Regions from separate parts of the Mus musculus genome. Here regions 1, 3, 4 and 5 are each linked to region 2. A link is a loop called in an ENCODE intact Hi-C map of the cell type or tissue named here. Cell type or tissue: heart. All regions are shown on one strand. Region 1 overlaps Ankrd44 (ankyrin repeat domain 44). Region 2 holds the start of Ankrd44 (ankyrin repeat domain 44). Region 3 overlaps Ankrd44 (ankyrin repeat domain 44). Region 4 has its middle 47 kb from the start of Sf3b1. Region 5 overlaps Ankrd44 (ankyrin repeat domain 44).

Region 1 (5,000 bases), 170 kb after region 2:
TGCCAGGAGCAAGGGTAGGCATAGGAAGCAAGCTGACTCTTTTTATTTTGTGTGTGGGTACAGTGTTTATGCCATAGCACACGCCCATGTGGAGGTCAGAGGACAATCTGCAGGAGTTAGTTCTCTTCTTGTATTAGGTGGGTTATGGGAATTGAACTTGAGTACCCTGGCTTGGAAGTGAGCACCCTTCCTTACCCACTGAACCATCATCTCACAGGTTCTGCATTTAAATTTTGAGAACCTCATGTTGAGCCAGGTTGAGGACACAGTAGTGGAAAATGTCATGTTATAGCATAGAACAGTAAAGGATATGAAAAAATAGGACTTAGGTTGCTTCAGTCACATAAAGATGACAGGAAGGGGCCGTTGTCATCTGCGGAGAGAGTATATAACAGCATGACTGGAGAAGCTGAGGGAAGTCTGAAGGAGCTCTTGACCCTTAGGGTTGGGAGAAGGAAGATACAGAGCAAGGATGAGAAAGAGATAGGAAAGGGAAGAAAGAACTGAAGGGAGTGTGATATCTTCACGAAGGTCTGAGGGATGCAGAAAGGGAAAAATAGAACCAGTGAAGAGTGTTTCAGAGCTCCACATTCTATATACGGAGCCCGTGCAGGGTCTCAGGGAGAGGTGAGAAGGCCTTAAAGCAAGGGAGAGACCAAGGAGACACAAACCAAAGTGACAAAGAGTTTTTGTGTGGGGTAGAATTTACAGAGTCTGGTAGTCATGGGGAGAAACAAGCTCACAACGGGCCTGTGGGCATCTGTGGGTTCTTTCAGACTAAGGTGGAGGATGGGCATTGGATAAAGGCATCATCTTTGTGACCCTCCACTTCGTTAACTCACAGGTTGTCTGATATTCCCCATACCTTGCAAAATGCATCTTAGTGCTCTTGCTGTGTCTGATGCCCAGATATGCCGCCTCCTGCCATGCCTGCCTGCTTCTTCCAGTTGGCTACCCAGTACTCAGTTCAAATCAGATAATGGACTTGTTACATGGTCAGCTTATCTCCTTTACCATAGACCAGAGGGGCTGGAGAAATGGCTCAGCAGTCAATAGTTCTTGACACTCCTACAAAGGACTTGGTTTTGATTCCCAGTAACTAAATCCAGGGGGTTTAAAGCCACCTATGACTCCAGTTTCAGAGTTTCTAATGTCATCTTCTGGTATCTGTAGGTACCTGCACACACACATATAGTGCACATATATGCACTTAGGCACACATGTACATATACATTAGAATAAATAATATATACTTAGCATTGATGCTTAATTTTTCTTATAGATCATTAATCATAAATAGGATGCAAGAAATGGCATCTTAAAAACCATAGATGGGTTTAACTGTATCTACTTTCTGTAGAGGGGTTTTGAATGCACATCTAACCTTTCCCAGCCTCTCTTTATCTCCTGTCTATCTGGTCTGAGTGTGTGACCATCAGATCCTCCTTTAAGGTTCAGTGTACATTCTAAATGAGCCCACCACCTTCCCTTAAATATAGTCTTCCTGTCAGTATGTAGATTTCTAGTTAAAGTTGTACTATGTTGCTTTTAGATTTTGAAAATGCATGTGGATATTATTAGACAGTTTGGGTTTTTTTTTTTAAGATTTTTTTTCAAGTTTAAGAGAAACAGCATATTGAAATGCAGCCAGCACCCATCAGTGTTCACTTGGGTTTCCGCCACACTTATGGAACCCTGAGTGACGTCTTTATGAGCGGTAGAGTGGTGGAAAAGGGAGACGGTGTATGTTCCATGTGCACGGCACAGTCCCTGTTCCACTAGCTTCATCTCATCTCCCTAAGCTTTGGCCTTTCACTATTGAACCTCGGTAAAATAATAAAGGCATGTTGTTTTATATAAAACTCTATTGAAGATTCCCTTGTAATTTGCAATTAAGAAAAAATGTGTAATTTTTCTTCTCTATTACAGATTATAAGTTCTATAGTATCTCAATGCTTCTCTCCCCCAACAGTCAGACTTCAAGAATGTACTATATACAAAGCCACAGTGGAAAAGATAGAAAACATCTCAGATAGCTGCAGCCACATTGCTCAATTCCTGGTCACTAACATTTAGTCTGGTTCACTTGCTGCCTGTGGACCTTTGGAACATTTATAGCTAGGAGACTGGATCCTGCCATATATCTGCTGAGTGTGTCAGTTCTCTTATCTGTATGTTCTGGGGCTAATTTGTAAAATGGAATTTATCACAAACTGGAACAGGCAGAAGGAAGCGGCAGAAGAAGCATAGCCTTGGAGTTTGGGAGAGGAAGTAAAGAAAGGAAGGAAGGAAAGAAAAAGTGAACATTTGAGTCCACACGTGTCATATTTTGTATTTGAATCGTTAAAAACAGAACAAGCTGAACTACACGTGGCTTTTCCCAGTCAGCTTTCAGATACTCTCCTACTGACTTAGGATTCACTCGTGGGTAACTGAGTTCACATAATGACGCCCCTATCCTGACTTAGTGTGATCCCATAGCAACCTTATTGTCTTGAGATGGGGCACTGACTCCTGTGACTCTAGGATGCCACATGCCACAGAGCATGTCGTGTCTCCAGAGAGTCGCAGTGCCATTGAGGGAGGAAGCTTGGGATGTGTGAGAATGAACCCAGAATGCATTATGTATAGAAGAAAGGCTGAATGGGCTCCCAAGGAACGTGATGGGCAAGACAACTTATATATTCTATTTAGTTCAAGAACGTGTTGGGTTCTACTCTACATGAAGTACTAGTATTTGTCACACAGTTATCATAATTCTTGCTAATTTCCTCTTACGGCTCAGGACTTGACCATACTTAACAAAAGGGGTTCTTGTTTAATCAAGTGAAGTCTCAAAATACAAAATCCAATGTCTTAAATCTGATGGGAATAATATACACAAGAAATTGGAGGGATATTAGGAATTAATAAAAGTATTTCTTTTCCATAAAAGCAAAGCCTTGAACAAATAGAAGGATTGAGCACAATTGTCCCGGGTACACAGGCAGTATTGCCCTGGTCCAAAGTACTGGGGACAGTAGCAACCACAGGTCCCAGGCTGAAGAGGCAGAAAGGGAAATGTAGCAGGGTTTCTACTTTCAGCTTGAATACTGAGTTCTAAATGTTAAAGACTTAAGAAGGAACATTGACTGCCTTTTGAATGTCCTTGGTTGTCAGGTTTTTATTTTTTATTTTTTTGAAAGAATGAATACTCCCTACATCCGTACCATGTAAGCACAGCGGCCTCCAAATGGCAGCCATGAAGCCGAGGACAGTTGGTTATGACCCAGACCCCTGAGTAGGCGAACAAAGCCAAGTCTGCAGGGATAGATCTGAGATGAGCGCCATCGGCACCAGGCAGCCCAGCTCTGCATTGTATCAGCTGTGGTCATTCCTGCTTCTCTGTCCCTATACCAAAAGCCCAGACACTCCCATTGGGTAGAGCGTGGTGGTTGCTGTCTTCCACTCAGGACTGACTTTGCAATCTATATGCTAGTAATTGCCTGCGCCTGCCCTGGCTCGCAGCTGCACTATATACAGCTACCAACTGAGGAATCCTCAGTAGAGACTTCAAACTCTTTTCCAAGCATGGGAAAGTGCCTGCTTCAATATTTATCAAGATATTTCCTAAACATGAAGTATTCATAGCTTTATATACATTTAATTAAATCATAATTACTTCAGTTTTATATTAAATCTAAGCGCTAATACTGAAGCAAAATTTAAAGAAACAGCACCACCTACGGACAAGTCAGTGTTAACTCTGAAGTCCCACCTTCACTGTCCATGAGTCTTGGACTATAGTCCCTGTCCCTCTTACTTGGTGTGTGTGTGTGTGTGTGTGTGTGTGTGTGTGTGTGTGTGTGTGTGTGTGTGTATTCATTTCTCCAGAGTGGTCCCCAGGTATTAGAGTTATTGGAACTGTCTCCACTCCAGACCAGACTCTGGAATTATGTGGCTTTTGAAATGTCTATGAGTGTGCCAAGGTCAGCACTGTAGACAAATATTCTTCTCCCACTGGCTTTTCCTTTAAAAGGTGTCAGTCTTACTTCTACCCTTTTTCAATATTTGCTGATTCAGACTCTATTAATATTATATGGGTCCTAATATCTTCCCTCCCATATACCAGAGAAAAATTTTAACTTTATTGTTTGTTTCTTCAATTGGGTTGTAGTTATCACTGTGATCGAATCTTTTGTTGGCAGAGACTTTGTGTAGCTACAGTCCTTTTTTCAAAGGAATACTTATAGGATATAATAAAGCTAAAAAGCAAATAAATAAATGAAATAAACAGCAAAACAACAGCAACCAGCACACCACCACCCATAGTCTAAAGCATGGTTCTTAGCCACGGCTCTTAACGGTACAGTTGTACTGTGCAAGCTTGAGGAGATGATGGGGATGCTGAGACTCAGTAGGTATGAGTTAGTGCACAGAATTCATGTCACAAATTAGAGCCCTGGGTAGGGGTGGATCTCCTCTAAGAGATACTTATTTAACAATTATTTGCTTTCAATTGGGGACTTTAAAAACCACTTTAAAGCCTAGATGTTTAGATTTTATCACAAGATGGAGTACTCATGTGTGTCACTTTATATTTTAACCTGAATTTGAAAAAAGGTTTTCTACAGATATTTAGGAACTAACAGTAACAACCATCTAAAACAATTCCTGAGGACAGTAAGCTGGCTCAACAAGTGAAGAAAGGCTCCCGCCACTAAGCTTGTTGACCCGAGTTAGAACTTTGGATACCACACGATAGAAGATAAGAACTGGCTTGCTCAAGTTACACTCTGACTTCCATATGTACATGGTGGCATATGCATCCACACACATATACATTACATACATTAAGTAAAATGTAATAAAGTTAAAAAGCAACGCTTAAACGCTTAAGATAGAGGAACTTTTCATCATAAGTTTAAACCTATCAGAAGTTTAAAATGCCTTTAACAAGTTTTCTCCCCACACTGAGCATCACTAGGCAGCAGTCCACTGCAGCATGTCTGCTGCTCACC
Region 2 (5,000 bases):
TGAATTTTAAAATAAATTTGTGTAAGTAGATAATGTTATGCTTGAATTTCCATTCAGGAAAGTGAAGGCAATGCTAAAGCACTATTAATTATTTCTATGAGAGGAAATGTCTGGTAGGGTTACAGCCTGCTGTGGCGGCTCACACTTGGGATGTAGAAATAGGAGGAGAGAGAGTTCAAGGCCAGATTGCCAGCATTATAGCAAGAGACTAACTCAGAAAAAGAGGGGGTAGGGGGGTAGGGGGACTGACTCTGACTCAAGAACTCATGCATATGCATGTCCACGGTGACCTAAAGCAGATCTTGAGTGAATCTGTCAACGTACATAATTTTTTATCTCTCTTTATAAATATGCTTATATCTAGCCAGGGAATTCCCTGTCCATTTGCTTACAAATCTATGTAAGATACTAGTAAGTTGATGAAAGGCAGCATGAAGAGGTGCTTCACACAAGCAGCAAGCCACCGAGAAGGGTCTTAGGAGCAGCAACTTTGGAGTATGTGTGTCTGCTTCTCACTGGTGGCCGCAGAGACCCTGGATGGTGCTTCCTTGGGCCCCCTTTACTGCAGGAGTAGAATCACAGTGTCTAGGATAGGTAGGAGTAGCTTTGGGATTTAGCTGCTTCACCAGCCAGAGTGGGTTGAGGATAAAGGCCAGGATGCTACCTGACTGCTGGAGCTCCCTTCTCCTATGAGATCTTCGTTGAGGCACTGACAATGGGGAAGAAGAAACCTACAGCTGGTTTGTGAGTGAACTATAGAGGCAGGTGTGGGGCAGGCATTTGATCTTAACCAGGCCCTTTGTAGTTCTGATTTGTTGTTCAACAGTCCCGAAGGTCCTGCTAGGGGTACCAGTGGCTTCTTGGGTGTGGGCTATCTCTCACTTCCCTGCTTAACTTTCTTCTCTAGGTCTCAGCTTTCCCCTCTTTCAGGAAGCCTGCCCTTAGCCACTGGTCTAGTCTGGTCTTTTTTTTTTGTTGTTGTTTGTTTTGTTTTGTTTTGTTTTTTTGAGACAGGGTTTCTCTGTGTAGCCCTGGCTGTCCTGGAACTCACTTTGTAGACCAGGCTGGCCTCGAGCTCAGAAATCTGCCTGCCTCTGTCTCCCGAGTGCTGGGATTAAAGGCATGCGCCACCACGCCCAGCTTAGTCTGGTCTTTTGCTTCCTAAATACTTCTCCTTATGATCCTTTATTTCGGTTTGGAATTATATTAATCTGCAATGCCTATCTGGTTTATATGAGTGCCCTTTGAGAGTAGGCACCTGTCTTACTTACGGGCTCTAGTGTGACAAAAAAAGGAAAAGTGACCAAAAACAACTTGAGGAAGAAAGAATTTGTTTGTACTTCCGCTTCCACATCACAGTTCATCACTGAAGGAAGACAGGGCAGTAACGCAAGGCAGGAACCTGGAAGCAGGAACTGAAGCACATGCCAGGAAGAAGTGCTGCTTACTGGCTTGGTGCTCATGGCTTGCTCAGTCTGCTTTATTATACACCCAAGATTACCCCTACCCAGGGTGACACAACTCACAGAGAGCTGACCCCGACCACATTAATCATCAGTTTTTCTTAATTAATTTTCTTAATGCCCCTACCAGCTTGCTCACGGGTCAATCTGGTGGGAGCCTTTTTAAAAAACAAACAAACAAACAAACAAACAAACAAACAAACCTGAGGCTCCCTCTTCTCAAATGACTGTAGCCCGTGTCAAGTAGAGGTAAAAACTAGCCAGCAGAATATCTTACCTGCTTATGCTCCATTTCTCTCCATGCCCAGTCACTGCCGGAATTTATAAGTGCTTTTCCAGATCGCAGAAATACCAACACTTACTACGGATTGCTACCTCTGTATTAGAAGCCTAATCTGTCGGACAGCTGTCTTCTGTGTGTGTAGGGTGGAAAGTGGGCAGCATGCAACTTACTCTTGTAGGAATAAATCAGCTAGGACTTATTTAATGCAGTAATTTAGTAGGACTCTTTTTTTCCTACTCAGTTTCACCTTCAGTCCCAAGCCTAGGCTACCAAGTTAGGGTAGTGTGTGGTTTAACTAGGAGGTGACCGGAGGGTCACAGCTCCCGTTCCCACCGCTATATGTTTAGAGAAACCCTGGACTCAACAACGCATCCATGGCCTCCTTATATTAAACAAAGAGACTGTCAGCCCAGCGCCTAGGTGGCAGAAATTCGGAGCGCCGGAGCAATCTGATTAGGGAAGAGGTTTAGGGAAAGGGGGTGTGACACAGTCTGCAGGGTGAAAGTTGGTGGCCTGTGAGTAGCAAGCTTTCTGGACCCCTGGGGTGTGTCGGCGAGGGATTGCCCATCGGTGGCGTGCGCGTGGGTGGGATTGCTGGGGAGGGTCAGCGTCAGGCCCCCTCCCCTTTCGGCTGGCTCCTGGCGGAGCGGGGTGCAGGTGTGGGAGGGCGCCGGGGCCGAGGGCTGCGAGGAGCCGCCGCGGGCGGCAGGAGGCAGCGTCGGCCCGGGCGGCGCGAGGCAGCGCGCGGTGATGTCAGTGGCGGCCCGGCTGGCAGCGGCCGGCACTTCCTGTATAAAGGCGGGCGGGCCGGGCTGCGACTCCCGCGAGCCGGGGCTGGGCTCTGAGAGGCAGGCGGCGGCGGCCGAGCAGTGGCGGGGCTGTCACCTTCGCGAGCCCAGCTCCTGGAGCTTTCCCGGGCCGTCCCTTCCGCGTCCCCGGGCTCCCGGCGTTGACATCTGCGGAGCGGAGAGCTGTATGTGCGCGCGCGCGGGAAAGGAAGAATGGCAGTGCTCAAACTCTGCGAGCAGGTAGGGGCGGCGGGGAGCGGAGAAGGGGGCGCGGCGGGCGCCGAGCGAGCGGAGCGCGCCCCGGGCTGTTTACGCGCAGCCTTTGAGCGTGCACGGCCTGCCGCGGGGCTCGGCTCCCGCGCAGTCTCCGCCCTGGGCCGTCGCAAGTGCGCGTTCGCGGCCGGAGAGGGTCGGCGAGATGCGGGAGTGGCCGCCGGACGCGGGGAACGCGGGTCGCAGCCGCACCGGGAGAGGGGAGCCTCGGACTGCGTCGTGCACTCAGGAGCAGTCAGCCTGGGGGTGCTCGGGGGAAGGCTGCCCGTGGGCTCAGGAGGAGGAAGGTGGACGGCGGGAGAGAGGATCTCAGCCTCGCAGCCCCGCTTCCCCAGACCTCTCCCGCGTCAGGCAAGAGACTGGCCGGGATCCCCGCTCCCGTGCAATAGGCTATCTTCATCGGTTGGATAGGACACCCCGACTTCCTCTTTAGTTGCCCAGGGGCTGGGTGTGGGATGTGGGATTGAGGGTGCAGAGAGACGCGAGCTCTCGGCCCAGGTCTCCGAATAGGAGATGGAGTCAGGTCCCAGGCTGAGCTCGCAGGCGCTGGTGCCCCTCAGCTTTGTTGCTTTTTTGACGGAGACATCACACCCGGCAGCCCCAGAGTTCAGCTTGAAGCCATGAAATTATTTATTGAATCCGATTGACAGTCTTTGCTACAGGTCTGGACATTGACACACACGGGAAGTCCAACTAAATTGCCTGAAACACAAAACAAAACAAAACAAAACCTCACAATTCTTTACATGAAAAGGGGGGAAACGTCCCGGTTTATGCATCTACACTGAAATGAACATTGTTTTGGGGGCCTGGTAAGCGAAGAGGCGATCTTGACTTTGATACATGGTGTCAAACAGGCCAGTCCCCTCTATTAAGCACCTCCAACTTCTTAATAGGTTGCATCTGGCGTCTTGCTAGTTAGAATTCAGCCAGAATATTCTGCAACTTAAATGCAACCTTTGCGGTAGTGAGCCACAATGGTTTGTTTTGCCCCTTTAGATTAAATTTACTTCAGCTTGCTTTCCTTAAGTATTTACAGCCCCGCTTTCTTCCCCTCCCCGCCTTGGTTCAGAAGTCACTGAGTTAAAAACTCTGTTAAATTTAGCAGGGAGAGCAGCTGTTAATTGTGTGAACCTGTCCCTCCTCGTTGGCTACTGAGCATTTAAAGTGCTTGTAAATTGATATTAGGATTTTCTCTACCCTTTGTTTCCAATTTTTGCCAACTGTTAGACATCTGCTTATTTTAAGTCTTATGCTGTATTGTGTCCAGAGTCCTGTCAACGATGATGGTACACATTCCCCTACTTTGTTAATTCCTAAGTCTGCAGAGTCGAGTAGAACAACACGGTGCTAGTAGGCATTGGTATGTTAGACATAGGAAAGCATTCGGTGTAGAATTTTACTTAGAAAGATGCTAATCATTTATCCCGAGTTCCTTATTTTCTAAGTAAAACAGCTGACTGGGAAAAGCAAGAGTCTTCCTCAGGAGCCTCAGCTGTCTGCTGGCGGTGTCCACCTCCCAGGCTGCTCTGGAGGCCCTGAGATATCTCTTCTTCCTTTCAGCAGATGTGGTGAGGCAGGGCATGAAGGAGCTTCTTCCCCCAAACACCCCAGCCCTGGTGAAGGGGGTATCACTGGGCTTTGGGGGCACAGAAAGTTATTCTCCGGCTTCTCAGAGCAAGGGTTTCAAAGATGTTTGTCTTTGGAAATCTTTCTAAACACACCCGCTTTGTTCTGTTTGTAAACTTCACTTGCCATCAGGGGAGAAAGAGGTAAAACCTTCATTTGACTCCATCTCCTGACATATAGAAAGAGCCAAGGAGTTCTGTGATCCAGGAACACCTAAAAACCACCAGTCTATCTTGGGACAAAGCCAGAGGAAGATGGGGTGTGGTGGTGGTAGGGTGGGGTGGGGTGCAGTGGTGAGCAAGGATGGTTTCTGTGTTTCTTTAGGTCCAGGAAGTGTGTTCTTCTTGCCTTATATAGTCTTACTTTTTGTTTGAATCTTACTTCTTAGAAGTTGGCTTTTAACCTCAGCTACTCATGCTAACAACCTGTGGATTAAACTCCTCCCAGAAGAGCTTTGCCCCATCACTGTGGGTGGGGAGGCACCTGCATGGAATCCCTGCTTCAGCTTGAGGTGGATCAGCTTGCTCTCTCCCCAGGGATGCTGTGACCATCTCCTCATCCTTC
Region 3 (5,000 bases), 91 kb after region 2:
TTCTCTTGCTCAAGACCTGAGTTCCTGTTTGTCCGAAGATTAGGTTAGAACTCCTTTTGCTGGCTCAGTGCTTCTCCCGGCCAGCCACTTACTCTTCCACCCAATTCCTTTGAGAGCTCTATTCTTAGCCCACCCGTCACAGACCTCACCTTACAGCCTGCTCTCCAGCTTTTTGGTGACACATATCCTCAAAAGTCTCCCTTCCTCTATTTTGTTTTCTGACATTGTGTTTCAGTGTTAGCTTTTAAAGAGTAGTCATATCAGGTTTGGTGGTAGTGGATACATGCCTTTAATCCCAGCATTCGGGAGGCAGGGGCAGGGGCAGGGGCAGGCAGATCTCTGTGAGTTTGAGGCTAGCCTGGTCTACAGAACTAGTTCTAGGATAGCCAAGGCTACACAAATAAACCTTGTCTCACACTACCCCCACAAAAAAGAAATAAAATCTGTACTACTGTGTAGTGTGACTATCCATGCATCATAGAGACTGTATCCTCCATTTGGTAATGCTTTGTAGGCTACTAGGTATTTAGTATTTGGGCACAGTGGCTCACACCCATAATCATAGTATGTAAGAGTTCTATTGAGAGCAGTAGGCCAACCTGGGTTACATAGTAAGTTCTAGACCAGCCTGAGTTATATGTAGCAAGGTCTTGTCTCAAAAAACAAATTAACACCCCCAAGCAAAAATAAAAGTAAAACAAGATGGGAGTATGTAGAAACTGAGGCTGGATTGGTCTTAGGCTATCATAGCTATTACGTCATTCATGCCTCATTTGCGTGGCCTGTGAGAGAAGCCTCTGACTGGGCAGCATTAGGAGATCATAAATCTTTCGATTCAGTTCTCACTCGCAGATAAACTGTTTGACTCTTCAGAGGTCCAAACAGGGAGGTCATTTCCTCTGTAACCAAGAGATCACCAAAGGCGGCCTAACTACACGTTTGTTTGCTAACCTTCAGCAGTAAGATCAGTTCCCAGTTCTATCAAGCAGGGATAAATAAATACACAGCACATTTCAAAGTCAGCATATGTTAAATCTATAAAAGAATGGGCCCACCATTTTCATGCATGTATGTAATATTCTTTGCTCATAATCATCTGTGCACTATGACACAGCTTGGTCAAAGAGAGGTGGTGTATTTTGTTAGTAAGTTTCTATTATGTGGCTTTTTGAGTTAGAGTTCATACAGAAGAGCTGTGTGATATTCTTGAGGTTTTTCCAGTGCAGCTGAGATGAATTCAGGCTGTTGGATTTCTGCTCTCTCCTAGCAGGGGCAGCCCTTCTGCCTCAGAGCTGCTGTTGCATGGATTAGGGCCCTAATCTGATGGTTGTCCTACAGTTGTATTATTTTACTTAATAATAATAATAATAGTATATCATAATAACATTATATATTATATGAAATGTAGAGTATATTAATAACATAATATATAACATTACATATAAATGTGTACAATAAAATTCTTATCATTGTGTGTGTGTATGTATATATGTGCATGGAAATCAGAGAACAGCTTTGGGAGTCCTTCAGTCACGGATTCCAGGGATTAAACTCAAATTCAGGTCTTCTGGCTTGCCTGGCAAGCCTTTTTACCCACTCAGCCATCTCACTAGCTCTTACTCTACAGTCTTAGAGGAAATCTATTCATCCAGTTTGTAGGATGGTCACAAGGAAACTCACTGTAAAAACATTTGAGCTTTTTACCTCCAAATCAGAAAGGACCCTTGACTTCATGGCGGGAACACTAGGCCTCTGGCCTTGTATGCAGTTGTCGAGTGTGTCTTGTAAAATGGCTACTATTAGCTCATCTTAGAGATGAGGAGACTCTGCTTGGGAGACTCCCAGTCAACTGGCTTTACAGCAGCAGTCTCCCTACTGTGGTAAAAGAGCAATCATCGGTCAGGAAAATCAGTCTTGCCTCAGGGTTCAGTTTAACTGATCTGTGGTTTCAACATTTCTTTTTGCCCAGCTTCTCCTTTCATGTTCTTCAGTAGCTAGTAGGAGAGTTGACGTATCTGGACTTCATGTTATCTTGGGCTGTCTGTCCTCTGGGGAAGATGAGTGTCCTTAGAGAGCAGAGCAGAGTGGAGGAGCATCAGGAGAGCAGAGGAGCAGCAAAGCATGTGACTGTCCCCCAGCTTGGGACTTGGTCCTCAGAACCCACTGCCGAGCCGCTGCCTCTGTGTTGTTTCCATTTTGAAGAGGTTAGGTGATAATTTACCCAGTTTCTGATTAAACATGCTTCATTTTTCATTCTACTTAAGTAGAGGACTTCTTACTATAACTTGGGATTTTATGTATTTTCTTTTTCTTTCTGGTAAATACCTGGAAATATTATAAACACTGACTTTGTAACATGTGCCATAGAAACTCTTTCTCTCCACATTCCCTCCCTCCCTTCTTTCCTTCCTTCCTGTGTGGTTCATGTGTGTGGGTTCACATTTATATGTGTGTCTGTGTGTGTGCATATGTGTGTATGTTTGCGCATATGTATATGTGTATGTGCATGTGTGTATAAGTGTGTATGTGTGTGCACATGTGGGTGTATGTGCCTATGTGTGTGTATGTGTGTATGTGTTTATGTGTGTACGAGGGCATAGACTAAAGGATGATGTTGGTACCATTCCTCAAGCACTGTCTCTCCCCCTCTTTTTTTTTTTTTTTTTTTTCCAGAAACAGGGTCTTGGAGCTCTCTGAGTAGATGAGGCAGGCTAAGCTCTGGCCTAAGCACTGGGGTGACAATGGTGACTCATCAGGACTTGCTTTTTTTTTCTTTCTTTCTTTTACAAATGTGGGTTCTGATGATGAAGTTATCCTTTTACTGAGTCCAGCCTTTCCTAATTAATTAATTATTAATTAAGAGATGGGTACTTGCTGCTTTCCACACTGATCTGAAACTCATGATCTTCTCCTCCCACCTCCCTGCATAACCCAAGTACCGGGTTCCCAGTGTGAGCCACCACACCCAGCTGAGAGCCGTTTTCAAACGCTGACTGCCTCACTCCATAATTACGAATTATGCTCATAAGGACTGAGTGTATTCCGTCTGGGTCTTACAGTACTTAGGGAGACAGCTTTGATTTTCATGATCATCATCATCTTATGATGGGGGGAGCTCCCCAGGTAAGATGATCTACAGTCGGGAAGCACTCAACAGAGCCCATATCTGGACATCCCATATCTGGACATCCCATATCTGGACATCCCATATCTGGACATCCCATATCTGGACATCACATATCTGGGCATCCCATATCTGGACATCACATATCTGGACATCCCATATCTGGACATCCCATATCTGGACATCCCATATCTGGACATCCCATATCTGGACATCCCATATCTGGACATCCCATATCTGGACATCCCATATCTGGACATCCCATATCTGGACATCCCATATCTGGACATCCCATATCTGGACATCCCATATCTGGACATCCCATATCTGGGCCTGCTGGTGAGAACACTGCACGTTCTGTTCATTAAACCAAGTGACTTGAGCAAATTTTATTATCCCTTTGCAAAAATGCAAGCTCTGCCCGTTTCTTAGTGAAGTGTTCCAGGTTACTCACATAAGCTGGTGGTTTTATGTGGCCAGAGTATTGGTGTGTCAGCGATTAGGTACCAATACCATGCCCCCATCCTTCCTCGGTGATGCCCTGTGCCCAGAATGCTCAAGCATAGGCAGATGTTTAGGAATACCAATGCTAGTGGCTATTGATTGATCCCAGCATCCTTTCCTGATCGGAATACAAGATGCTCGCTTTTTTACATTTGAGGTCTTTAGCCACAGGATCTCATCAGAGAAAGGCAGGCAGCACACCAGGGATGTGGAGCACAATGCTAGGGCAACTTCTAGATGTGTTTGGATTTATTACCCCTGGCTTGGTCTTGGTCTCAGGGAGCCCCTCTCCCCTGCTTCTCATCCAAAGGCTGCTTAGATTGAAAAAAGCTTGCAGCTAACCACAGGAAGGCCACGTGGGCTCAGCAGAAGTCTAATTAGTGGTTTCCATAGAGCACATGAATTTTGTTGTCGTTATATTGATTAGACCCTCATGCATGCTAGGTTAATAATCTACCAAGGAGATACGCCCCTAGACTCAAGCTTATCAGTTTGTTTCCCCCCCCCTGCCAGCTGCTCTGACTGAACCCAGAATGAAGCACCTTCTCCAGCCCCGGACTTTGTTCTTAATTGGATGGCAGAATTGAGAGAAGGATTGAATTGTGTTTTTTTTTTGTTGTTGTTGTTGTTTCTATGTTGATGTGTGGTGCATGTATGTGCTCATGTTTGTATGTGTGGAGGCAAGTGCCTGTGGAGGACAGAGGTCGATGTCCAGTGATTTCCTTATCACTCTCCACCTCATTATTTTCATTTTGTTATGAAGCCCTGGCTGTCTGAGAACTCACTATGCAGACCAGGTTGACCTTGAACTCACAGAGCTGTGCTATCACACTGGCCTCCACCTTATTTTTTGAGGAAGGGTTTCTCACTGGGCATGGACCTCCTCCATTGAGCTAGGTGGGCTGGCCAGTGGCTTGGTGGATCTCCCCGTCTCTGTGCCCCGCCTCCAGCACTGTGCCTGTTTTTCATGAGTGCTGGAGATCTGAACTCGGGTCCTCGTGCCTGTGTGGCATCGACTTTACCAATTGAGTTATCCCTTTGTTCTCTAATTGTGTTTTCAAATGATGAAAATGACACTCTCAAACCTAGGATTTATCCATATGGTCTCTTCCTAGTTCCGGAAACAATGGGCCCTCATGGCTCAGTAGAAAAGTGGGGTTTAAACAATACTGTTTGATCTTTTTCTTTCATTTACTTTACCTTTTTTTTTTTTTTTGGTGTGTTCATGGTTGTGTGTGTGTGTGTTTGTGTGTGTGTGTGTATGTGTGTCTGCTTCTCTCTAAGAACTTTCTTAAAGCTGAAGTGGACCATTTAATTCCCTTCCTTCCCTTTATATACCACCTGTACATTGATAGGATAACAAATTACTATC
Region 4 (5,000 bases), 54 kb before region 2:
AGACCAGACTGGCCTCGAACTCAGAAACCCGCCTGCCTCTGCCTCCCAAGTGCTGGGATTAAAGGTGTGCACCACCACACCCAGCACCCATCTCAGTTTTTCAATTCATAGAATGGACATAATATTTTTTTCCTCAGTAAGTGGCAATCTTAAGTGGAGAGGTACTGAGATAGTGTTATACATATCCCGGCATCCTGCTATAATCTTATTTTTTATTCTATTTATTGTTTCTATTGTGATGAAGGAGACTTTATGGTTTGAGGAGAGACCACTTTGAAAAAGCCAAAGAGGTCATCATAGTTAGGATCTTTATGCTTAAAGGAAACATTTTAAAAAACTATTTTATAAGCAGCAGCATGGCTTCCATACGATTAATGCTTGTACTGGCTGGTTTTGTGTGCCAATTTGACACAGGCTGGAGTTATCACAGAGAAAGGAGCTTCAGTTGGGGAAATGCCTCCATGAGATCCAGCTGTGGGTCATTTTCTCAATTAGTGATGCAGGGAGGGCCCCTTGTGGGTGGTACCATCTCTGGGCTGGTAGTTTTTGGTTCTATAAGAGAGCAGGCTGAGCAAGCCAGGGGAAGCAAGCCAGTAAAGAACATCCCTCCATGGCTTCTGCATCAGCTCCTGCTCTCTGACCTGCTTGAGTTCCAGTCCTGACTTTTATAGTGATGAACAGTTTGGAGGTGTAAGCTTGAATAAACCCTTTCCTCCCCAACTTGGTTCTTGGTCATGATGTTTTGTCCAGGAATAGAAACCCTGACTAAGACAAATTGGTATCAGCATAGTGAGGAATTCCTGTGCAAACCTGATCATGTTTTGGGGAGGGCCGTGGAAGGGCTTTGGACTTTGGAATGGGCTAGAAGGTCCATCCAGTGTTAAGAGCTCTGTGGGATATTGTGTAGGAGCTTGGAAGATAATGTTGAGAACAGTGCAGAAGATGAAGATGGAGGTCTGGCTTGTGAAGATCCAGAGGGAAGATTAAAGACTCTTATCAGGGCTGTTGCTATTTGATTGTTAAGATTTTGTGGTTCTGGTTAGCTGAGGCTGAAGAATCAGCTGTGATTAACCAGAACCACTAAAGTGAAACCTTTGCATTACTGAGACTATTGATGCTGGTTAGCTGGAGCTAAGAAATTAGCGGTGATTAAGAAGAGACCAGCATCATTGAGCTGACATCTTCTGGGAAGTGTTTTCTGAGAGCACAAAGAAGCTGTGTTCCAGAAATAGCCAAGGTTGTACTCCTGCTGCAGCAGGACTTGGTAATGTGTAAGAGTCACCCAGGTAGTACTGGTTTTGAAGGCATGAAGGGGTCATGCAGAGCAGCTGAGGCTCGGCACTGTGAGAGGCCATGGAAGGCCATTGGTGAAAGTGCAGCCTCAGTTGCAATTGATGGCCCAGGACTGAAGGGGTCATGGAGTGTTTTGGAGATGCCAGTACCATGAGATGACCACCAAGAACAGCAGCCACAGTGGAGTACATGCAGCTGGAGCCTAGAAGACAATGTGTGTGCTACAAAGGGCAGGGCTGGAGACATGACCTAAGCTCTTGGAGGAGCCCAGATTGTGAGTTGGATTCCAGAATTGGATGGTTGGTGTCTGCTTTTGGTTGTGACTGTGCCCTGATATTTTTCCCTCTTGAAGAAAGTAATTTAGTGGAGCCCACAGTTAAGAGACTTCTAATTTTAAAAAGACTTTGGATTTTAAAAGATATTTTAAAGGGATGGGACTTTTAATATGCAAGACTGTGGGACTTATAATGTTATTTAGATCTTGGGAATGAATACGAAAGTAAGGGTTGAGGCCTAATAGTGATGTGTTTGTGAAGTTGACAAGGGGTCAGTTTTACTGGCTGGTTTTGTGTGTCAACTTGACACGGGCTGGAGTTATCACAGAAAAAAGGAGCTTCAGTTGGGGAAATGCCTCCATGAGATCCAGCTGCAAGGCATTTTCTCAATTAGTGATCAAGCAGGGAGGGCCCCTTGTGGGTGGTACCATCGCTGGGCTGGTAGTCTTTGGTTCTATAAGAAAGCAAGCTTAGCAAGTCAGTAAAAAAAAAAAAAAATCCTTCCATGGCCTCTGCATCAGCTCCTGCTTCTTGACCTGATTGAGTTTCAGTCCTGACTTCCTTTAGTAATGAACAGTGTTTTGGAGGTGTAAGCTGAATAAACCCTTTCTTCCCCAACTTGGTTCTTGGTCATGATGTTTTGTTCAGGAATAGATACCTTGACTAAGACAATGCTTTGTAATTTATGAACAAATATCCATTGCTTATTTACTTTTCACAGCGGCCTTCGGAAGTAGACATTTATTCCTGCTGTCTGGAGGAGAAAGGGCTCTGGGAGGTTGGGAAGCGGCATGTAGTCAGCTGGCACTGGCTTGACTCCTAGCTGATATCACCAATGGATACATTTAGTATGCCAGGATTTTAAGTGCTGAAATTGAGTTTTGGTCTTAGTCTTGTAGAATAGTTATTTTAAAAATACCCAACCCAGGGACTGAAACAGTGACCTCATGTATGACCACACATGCTCTGTTTTGAGATGAGGTTTTACCAGGTAGCCCCAACTGACTTCAAACTGGAAATCCTTCTGCCTCAGTCCTCTAGCACTGGCATTATAGGTGTGCACTACCATGCCCAACTCAGTTCCTCTCTTGCTGTTACCTGAACTGGCTGCCCTGCCTTGGCATATGCCAAGGTTCATGGGTCCTCTTCACCTGACTGGCTCCTGCCAGTTCTTTGACAACAAGCTTCTTTGACTGTGTGGTCCAGCCTTTTAAGATATGGCAGCACCCACGATCCATACTGCCCCTCACTCTGCACTCAGGTTTCTCTTCACTCAGGTGGACTGTGTATATCAACAGAGCATGGAGGACTCCCTGCTTATCCTCCTGTCCATGGCACCTGTGCCAAGGGACTCAATCTGAAAGCTGACCCCTGAATTATTTCAAGACAGATTGTTGATGCCAAGAACTGTGCAAGAAATTAGAAGCATGAGAGTGGGCAGACATATTTTCAAGCAAACAACTCTTTGGTGGTAACTCACAAGGGGTGAAAGTTCACTGTGAAGAGCTTTGTTCAAAACATTCTGATTTCTGTAGTATACTTAGTTTCTGAAAGGGGGCAGCAAAGCCCAGGAAAACAGACTTCCCACTTTGAGTAATTTGAAAAGAGAACAGTCCTAGAAATCTGACAAGCCTTATGGATGAATAAAGGCTGCTAGGAAGGGTATATTTTTATTAAATGAATATTTACAATTACTTGATGTATGTTTTAAAAGACAAAGGCTGTTTAAAATAATGTAAACAAGCATTTCTCTCATTTATTACAAAAGTATTTTAAAATTGAGTGCTTTTTTTTTTTGCCACCATTTGACCATAATTTATAAACCTTCAAACTCAAACAGTAACTGGTAATATTCTGTGCCTAGAGCCAATGTGACTGAAGCCCTCAAGAACCACACAACAAGTCGGGCAGTGGTGTTGCACGCCTTTAATCCCAGCACTTGGGAGGCAGAGGCAGGCGGATTTCTGAGTTTGAGGTCAGCCTAGTCTACAGAGTGAGTTCCAGGACAGTTAGGGCTACACAGAGAAACCCTGTCTCGAAAAACAAAACAAAACAAGAACAGACAACATCACACACCTTTTAGGCGAGGGAGCCCGGATTCACACGTGAGCTGTTTGGCTCCAAGAGCTGATGTTTTTTGTTTTTTTCCCCAACATTTCACTCTGCTTCTTTCAGGATAAAGGTCCCCTTTTTGCTGTATATTGATTTAAAAATTAAAAATATTTATTTGTATTTTACATGGATGAGTATTTTGGCAGCAGGTATGATGTATATGCTGTGTAGTCAGGAGGAAGGCAGTGAGAGAGAGAGAGAGACAGACAAAACCTGCCTATTTCCTACAAGCAAGTAATCAAAGGATGCATTTTTAAATTTTGATTTAATAGTTTTTGAGGATACAAGGGAATACAGATTTTGCCAGAAGCACATGAGGGTTTCTTCCTGCAGTTCAGAACTGATATAGTTTAAGAGGAGAGGTAGAGAGCCAGTTGGTAGATCCAGCAAACATTAAGCTCCACAGAAGAGAGAAGTTAGGGAGAATGAGTGAGCAGATGCCTTAAAGATCTATAAAAATCTTGCCAGGACAATTTATCTTTGAACGTGGACTACTCATGGGATTCTTGGGATTTCTTTGCCTAATATGACAAAAAATAAAGCCTGGAAATAGGCTTATATAGTAAGTAGCGGGAATTTAATTGAAGTTACTTACAGAGAAATAAAAATATTGAGGCATTGGATCTTTAAAAATTAGATCAGGCTGGAGAGGTGGCTTAGCGGTTAAGAGCACTGACTGCTCTTCTGAAGATCCTGAGTTCAAATCCCAGCAACTACATGGTGGCTCACAACCATCTGTAACAAGAACTGATGCCTTCTTCTGGTGTATCTGAAAATAGCTACAGTGTATTTACATATAATAAATAAATAAATCTTAAAAAAAAAAAAAGCCAGGCAATGGTGGCACACTCCTTTAATCCCAGCACTTGGGAGGCAGTGCAGGCGGATTTCTGAGTTTGAGGCCAGCCTGGTCTACAGAGTGAGTTCCAGGACAGCCAGGTCTACACAAAGAAACCCTGTCTCAAAACAACAACAAAATTAGATCAAAGGCAGGGGGTAGGTCGCCTAGCCTATCTCAGACAGTAGAAATTTAGGCCTTGAGAATTATATAAGAGAGAGCCTGAAAACAGGTTTATATGTTAAGTAGACAGAGATATTAAATAAGTAATGCAGGCCTTGATCTCACGAAGGGCAGGGCAGGAGAAAGCAGAACACAGTCTCATCAGTTAATATTTGCTTAGATTGCTTTATTTACTTTGAATTGTTTTATTTATCAGAATGAGTGTGGTTATGAGTTTGGTGGTTATATTAAAATTCCTCTGGAAGAGAGGTCAAACTAAACATTTCATGATTTCTGGGTACTGGACCAAGGACTCGTGA
Region 5 (5,000 bases), 260 kb after region 2:
TACACATATAGCTTAATACCCCTTAGTTCTAGAAGTGACCACTATTATTGGTTTCTCTGGTATCCTTCTGAATTTTTCCTGTGACTATAGAAGTACACACAAATATAAATATACACACATACATTTTCTTTTTATATAAATGAGGCCATGCTAAATATATTTCCTGCAATGTAGTTTCTTAAAAACCTCTTTTGGACACTTTCTTATTACGCTCCGCAAATGTCATAGCAACCTATATGCCCATCAGAGTGTCTAGGATTGCTTCCCCTGTCTTCCTCCCCACTCACAGTTTTAATGATATTAGGGACCTGGCCAAACTCTTCATTCATTGCCCAGGTAATTACAAAATAGCACTATAAACATTTTACATAGTGTTTTGAATATCTGTTGGCATTTTACACTTCTGTTATCTCTGTGAACTGCATTTTTGGGTCTTTTGCACACTTTCCTAGTTTTCAAAACCATTTACAAAAGTTCTTTTTATATTAAGAAAATAGTCCTTCGTGCTAAATCTTTTGCAAATACATGGATCCTTGAGGAGCAGTACAGAGAAAATTGCAAATGGCAAAGGACGTCTGAAGCCACCTAAGGCAGAATTTTCCTATTTCTCTCTCATCTCTCTGACCCACTTCCCCCTAGACAACCTTACCTCTTACTCTCTTTTATTTTCAAGATCCTTTGCTTATGTATTGTAGGCATGTGACTAATATTTTTTCCCTTTGTAGACTAAATTAAAAGTCTCAGACTGTCTATCTTGTTTTTAGTGCTACATAGCCTAGGACCTCATAAGAGATCTGAACTTGGCCCTCGCCCATGTCCTGCATTTCCCTAACTGGTTCAGTGGCTTCGTTATGATCAGTGGAAGAAATAACAGGGAAGAGAACAGCTTCCATTGCATATCAGATCTTGTGCAAAGCCACTGCAATTATCTCTCTTCATCTTTGTGGCAGCCCCAGGAGGCAGCTTTTATTGCTCTCATTTTATAGATGAGGATACAAAACTCTAAGTACAATTAAGAAAGTCACCTACACCCTCATGGTTAGTCACATGATGAGCTGTGAGGGAAGATTTGCATTTGTAGATTGAATTAAGAGTCCCCAATGTTTCCAGTAATTTTTCCCCTAGTTTTATTAACAGAAAAGATTCCTGAAAATCTTTTTGTAGTGTCCATTGATTTGTTTAGGACTCTCCTGAGAGATGAGCATGTAATTCACACAGCCATTTGTCTAAATTAGATTTTTAGATTGTAGATCTAATAAATGTATACTGATGGATGTAATGCCTTTGAGCAAATTAGTTGACAAGGGAAAAAAAAAACACAAAGGCATTTACTTGCAACCAGAGGTTCATGAACTAGTGTTTCTGCCTAACCTCAGTGTGTGGGCTTTAGATTCCATCCCAAGTGTTGTTACAAGGGGATCTTTGGAGTTTGTGACTCAGGAGGCTCAGCACCTCAGGTGGGTTGTTGTGGGATTTGAGGCAAGTAAGGATTCGATTTGTGGCTTTCTCTTTTGCAGGCATACAATGGGCATCACCAAGCCTTGGAGGTCCTTCTCCAGTCCCTAGTGGACCTGGACATCAGGGATGAGAAAGGCCGGACAGCTCTGTACCTAGCTGCTTTCAAGGGACACACAGAATGTGTGGAGGCACTTGTTAACCAGGGCGCATCCATCTTTGTAAAGGACAATGTCACCAAAAGAACTCCACTTCATGCTTCAGGTAGGTCTTGTGTATTCCTGAGTTTTACAACTCATGTACAGAGTTAAATAAAAGGGTAAAATGTGTCAAGGTGGCTTCACAGGCATTAATGGCATCATTAGGACTGTTTTGCAAAGGGGCTAGCAGACAAGGAGCTAATAAACACATCCTTCTATCAACCTGCACACTGCTTTATTCAGTTTTCACTTTGACCCTTGACGCATCTGATATCAAAACAGAAACCCTTAACATGTGCACATCAGTCAACAAGGGATGGGGCTTTTCTGGAATGTTTCTGCACTACATATGAAGGGATATATACACATATATGAAGGCAAGTTGGGGGAATCTCTGGCCCTGCTAAAGCCCGAGTACCTTTTGGCTCAGACGATTCCATTCTGGTAACCTTTGAGAAGGATGGAATATGACATTTTTCAAAAGAGAGCAGAAAGTGGGCGTGGCCTTGTAGAGGAAGTGAAGGAATGAGAACACATTTCTAAGAGACTTGCATGATTCTCATTAGTTGACTGTTTTCTAGGGATGCTAGACAGTTAGATACATTTCTGTCGGAACTGATGAGATCCTGAGGGGGTGGGGTGGGGGGTGAAAGTTCTTGTTGCAAGGCTACGGCCTGAGTTTGATCAACGTGACCCACATGGCAGAAGAGAGAACTGACTCCCCTCAAGGTGTCCTTGGGCCTTTACATGCTTACCATGACAAATGCACGACAATATAAATACAAATGTAATTAATTATTTGTAAAGAAAAAAAAGAAGCACATTTCTATCTATATCTCTTAACTTCCAAGTCACACCATACAAAAATAGAGGAAGCCTACCTGTTGCCTGACTGTCTAGAAAGAATTATTGCCAGGAAAAGGTCAGTAATGGCTGGGGTGGCCAATTATACATTTTTGTTTCCACCAGTATTTTTGCTTCTTAGGGCATGCTTTCCTTGGTATGATTGTCAAATCAAATTTACTCATTTTAAAGAGTGGTTGCCTATTATTAAGCCAGAAACTCACTTTGTTACTATGTAATTCCTAACAATTGCAAATGGCCTGGATCGATTGTGGAAGGCTGCCTTTGAAACTTGTGAATAAATTAAAAAAAAAAACAAAAAAAAAAAAACCAAACCAAAACAAAACAAAACTGGTGAATAATGAAGGGCCATCCTCACCCATTTGCCACTGTGATGTAGGTGTGGTCCAAGGGTTCCCTCTAGTGGTCAAGTAGATTCACTCTTGATTTCTCTCATGCCATCTATTTAAAAGACAGGCTGTCATTTAACTGTTCTCCACAAAATGTCTGCTGGGCAGAAGCTTCCCCCTGGGATTCGAGGATCAGCTTAGCTGGATTTTTTCTTTTTCAGTTCACTTGGAAGCCTGTTCCTTTGGTCGAGACCCTCAGTGCTGTGAGGAGGGGCAGCCAGAATGAACACTGGAGGTTTTAGCACAGATAAACACTGACAGTTGTGGCTTTGAGCAGTGTCAAAAACGGCTGTCAGAGACTGACCCAGTCTCCCAGAGAGCTGGATCTGGCAGGGGACAGCTAACAATGCTAATATCTTTCTTCTAGAAGGCATTAGGGGGCGGGGATACAGTACATGGGAACCCAAGGAGAACTGAGGTTGCTACTCTTGTGTGTGTTGGGGAGGGGGGTCCCTAAGTTTTCCTTAGGGCTGTGAGCTCAATTCAGACAGCTAAGCAAAGAACAAAAGCCTCTCTGGAGATGACTTGTGGCGCACCGGTTGACCAATGTGAACCGAGATGGTTTTTTTCTTATGTTTAGCCAAAATTGAAATGTCCTTGGAATGATTGTGAGCATTAAAGAATATCAAATATATCAAATTGATACAGAAAGAAAAGCCAAGTCCTGTTGATTCCATTCCTTGAGCCATTGATGAGAGGATTTAGCTGTCAGCCCTATGCCAATCTTTTCCTTTTGGGGATACATTAAACTCCCTGCAAATTTCAACAAGATAACAGGCTTTTGTATAATTTTGAGAATGATAGCAGAGGTAGCCTTGCTAGGATGTGGCCTGGAACTCCAATCCATCATATGTCCTCCCAGTATGTATGTATCAGTGGATGCTGAAAAGGAGCTGAACAGCATGGCGTTGTTCCTGCTGTGCATTTGAATGGTGTCCATGAATGTGAGCTAATTCTAATAAACGTTGTTCCAGAAAACCGTGGAAGTTAAATTACCATTCTTTAATGACTGGCCAGCAATTAAAATGACTGTAAAACAGCTCCGAGAGGAACCTTTCTCAACACAACCTCATTGTATCCATTCAGTTCTCTCGCTGTATCCAGAGCGAGGGAAGTCTGGTGTTCTTTGTGGGGTGTGCATTGCTCAGAGAGTAAGCCATGGCCAGCATGTTAAGGATAGCCATCCTCACCTTATCTCCTGAGTGGATCCCTTGACAGCTGTAAGGCCTTGCAAAGGTTCTCCTCAGGACACCAGGGGACATGCTTTATCATAGAGGAGGAGTTTACCATCCACCCCATGAGATCTGCTTCCCAGCATCCGTTTTGGGGCCCCACCTCCTAAAGGAGCACATTCAGTTATGCACAGGGCACACACACCCTGGTACTCGCCCTCAGCCCCATGAGGCAGAGACGGCATTGGGGTTACAGGACACTTCCTGCCTACTGCGGGGTAGCTGGGGCAGGTAAGGCTCAGCAGCCCTAATGAGGGACCTGAAGATCTCTGGGTCCTCACCCAGCAGGAAGAGAAGGGACAGCAACTGCACCTGCTGCAGCACTCTTAAGACCCTGCAAGGGCAAGGCTGCAGTTTGAGGATCACCACCACCACAGAGCTCCCGTGCTGGTAAAGAGGGACCACCCAGGCTATGCTCACTCTTCTGCTTTGGTGTTCTATGTTCAGCCGCCACTAACCAATGAGAACTGTAGGTGGAATATGGAACTTAGACTTCACTGATCTACAAGAGTGGTCACCACTCTGTTTCTCTCTCTCTCTCTCTCTCTCTCTCTCTCTCTCTCTCTCTCTCTCTCTCTCTCTCTTCCTCTCATCCCTATTCTCTTCTCCTTTTTTAGAAAGAGCTGGAGATGGGCTAGACACAGGATGGTTATATGGAAGTAGAGTGGACTGACAGCAGGCGGGGACACTTACCAGCCCTCTACAGGGAGATAAGAAAGGACAGTGAGCTTAAAAAATTCCGAAAACAGAAAGGGGAAGGCAAAGATGGAAGTGTATGGATAAAAAGAAAGGGGGGATACAGGGTTTCCCTGAGCCACCTGGGCCATCTTGAACTGGAAGCCAGGACAGTCCATTAGCAG

What was found. Peaks named below come from ENCODE experiments on the same cell type or tissue, not always from the same donor. Only the 100,000 strongest peaks of a DNase experiment are listed, where the experiment ranks them.
Region 1: it touches region 2 in a loop (5-fold over the local background); 16 of 42 quality-filtered maps call a loop at or near these places.
Region 3: it touches region 2 in a loop (5-fold over the local background); 29 of 42 quality-filtered maps call a loop at or near these places.
Region 4: it touches region 2 in a loop (2.1-fold over the local background); 4 of 42 quality-filtered maps call a loop at or near these places.
Region 5: it touches region 2 in a loop (4-fold over the local background); 18 of 42 quality-filtered maps call a loop at or near these places.

What each region holds. Positions count from the first base shown.
Region 1 is chr1:54,754,635-54,759,634 of GRCm38, reverse strand. All of the region lies in intron 8 of Ankrd44 (ankyrin repeat domain 44), which reads left to right. All of the region lies in intron 3 of 4930444A19Rik (a long non-coding RNA gene), which reads right to left. Among named protein-coding and RNA genes, the nearest start is that of 4930444A19Rik, 76 kb to the right of the region's middle. In heart, a CTCF peak has its summit at 3,710; no DNase peak of the experiment used is centred here.
Region 2 is chr1:54,923,914-54,928,913 of GRCm38, reverse strand. It overlaps Ankrd44 (ankyrin repeat domain 44), which reads left to right and starts at 2,527. Exons shown (of 28, transcript NM_001081433.3): 1 at 2,527-2,774. The coding sequence starts at 2,748. In heart, a CTCF peak has its summit at 2,443; DNase peaks (open chromatin) are centred at 2,503 and 3,233; H3K4me3 peaks cover 2,633 bases; H3K27ac peaks cover 1,598 bases.
Region 3 is chr1:54,832,931-54,837,930 of GRCm38, reverse strand. All of the region lies in intron 1 of Ankrd44 (ankyrin repeat domain 44), which reads left to right. Among named protein-coding and RNA genes, the nearest start is that of Ankrd44, 91 kb to the left of the region's middle. In heart, no CTCF peak of the experiment used is centred here; DNase peaks (open chromatin) are centred at 80 and 2,070.
Region 4 is chr1:54,977,554-54,982,553 of GRCm38, reverse strand. No RefSeq gene overlaps it. Among named protein-coding and RNA genes, the nearest start is that of Sf3b1, 47 kb to the left of the region's middle. In heart, a CTCF peak has its summit at 3,111; no DNase peak of the experiment used is centred here.
Region 5 is chr1:54,664,091-54,669,090 of GRCm38, reverse strand. Ankrd44 (ankyrin repeat domain 44) reads left to right here. Exons shown (of 28, transcript NM_001081433.3): 18 at 1,518-1,719. Among named protein-coding and RNA genes, the nearest start is that of 4930444A19Rik, 15 kb to the left of the region's middle. In heart, a CTCF peak has its summit at 2,918 (motif pointing left); no DNase peak of the experiment used is centred here.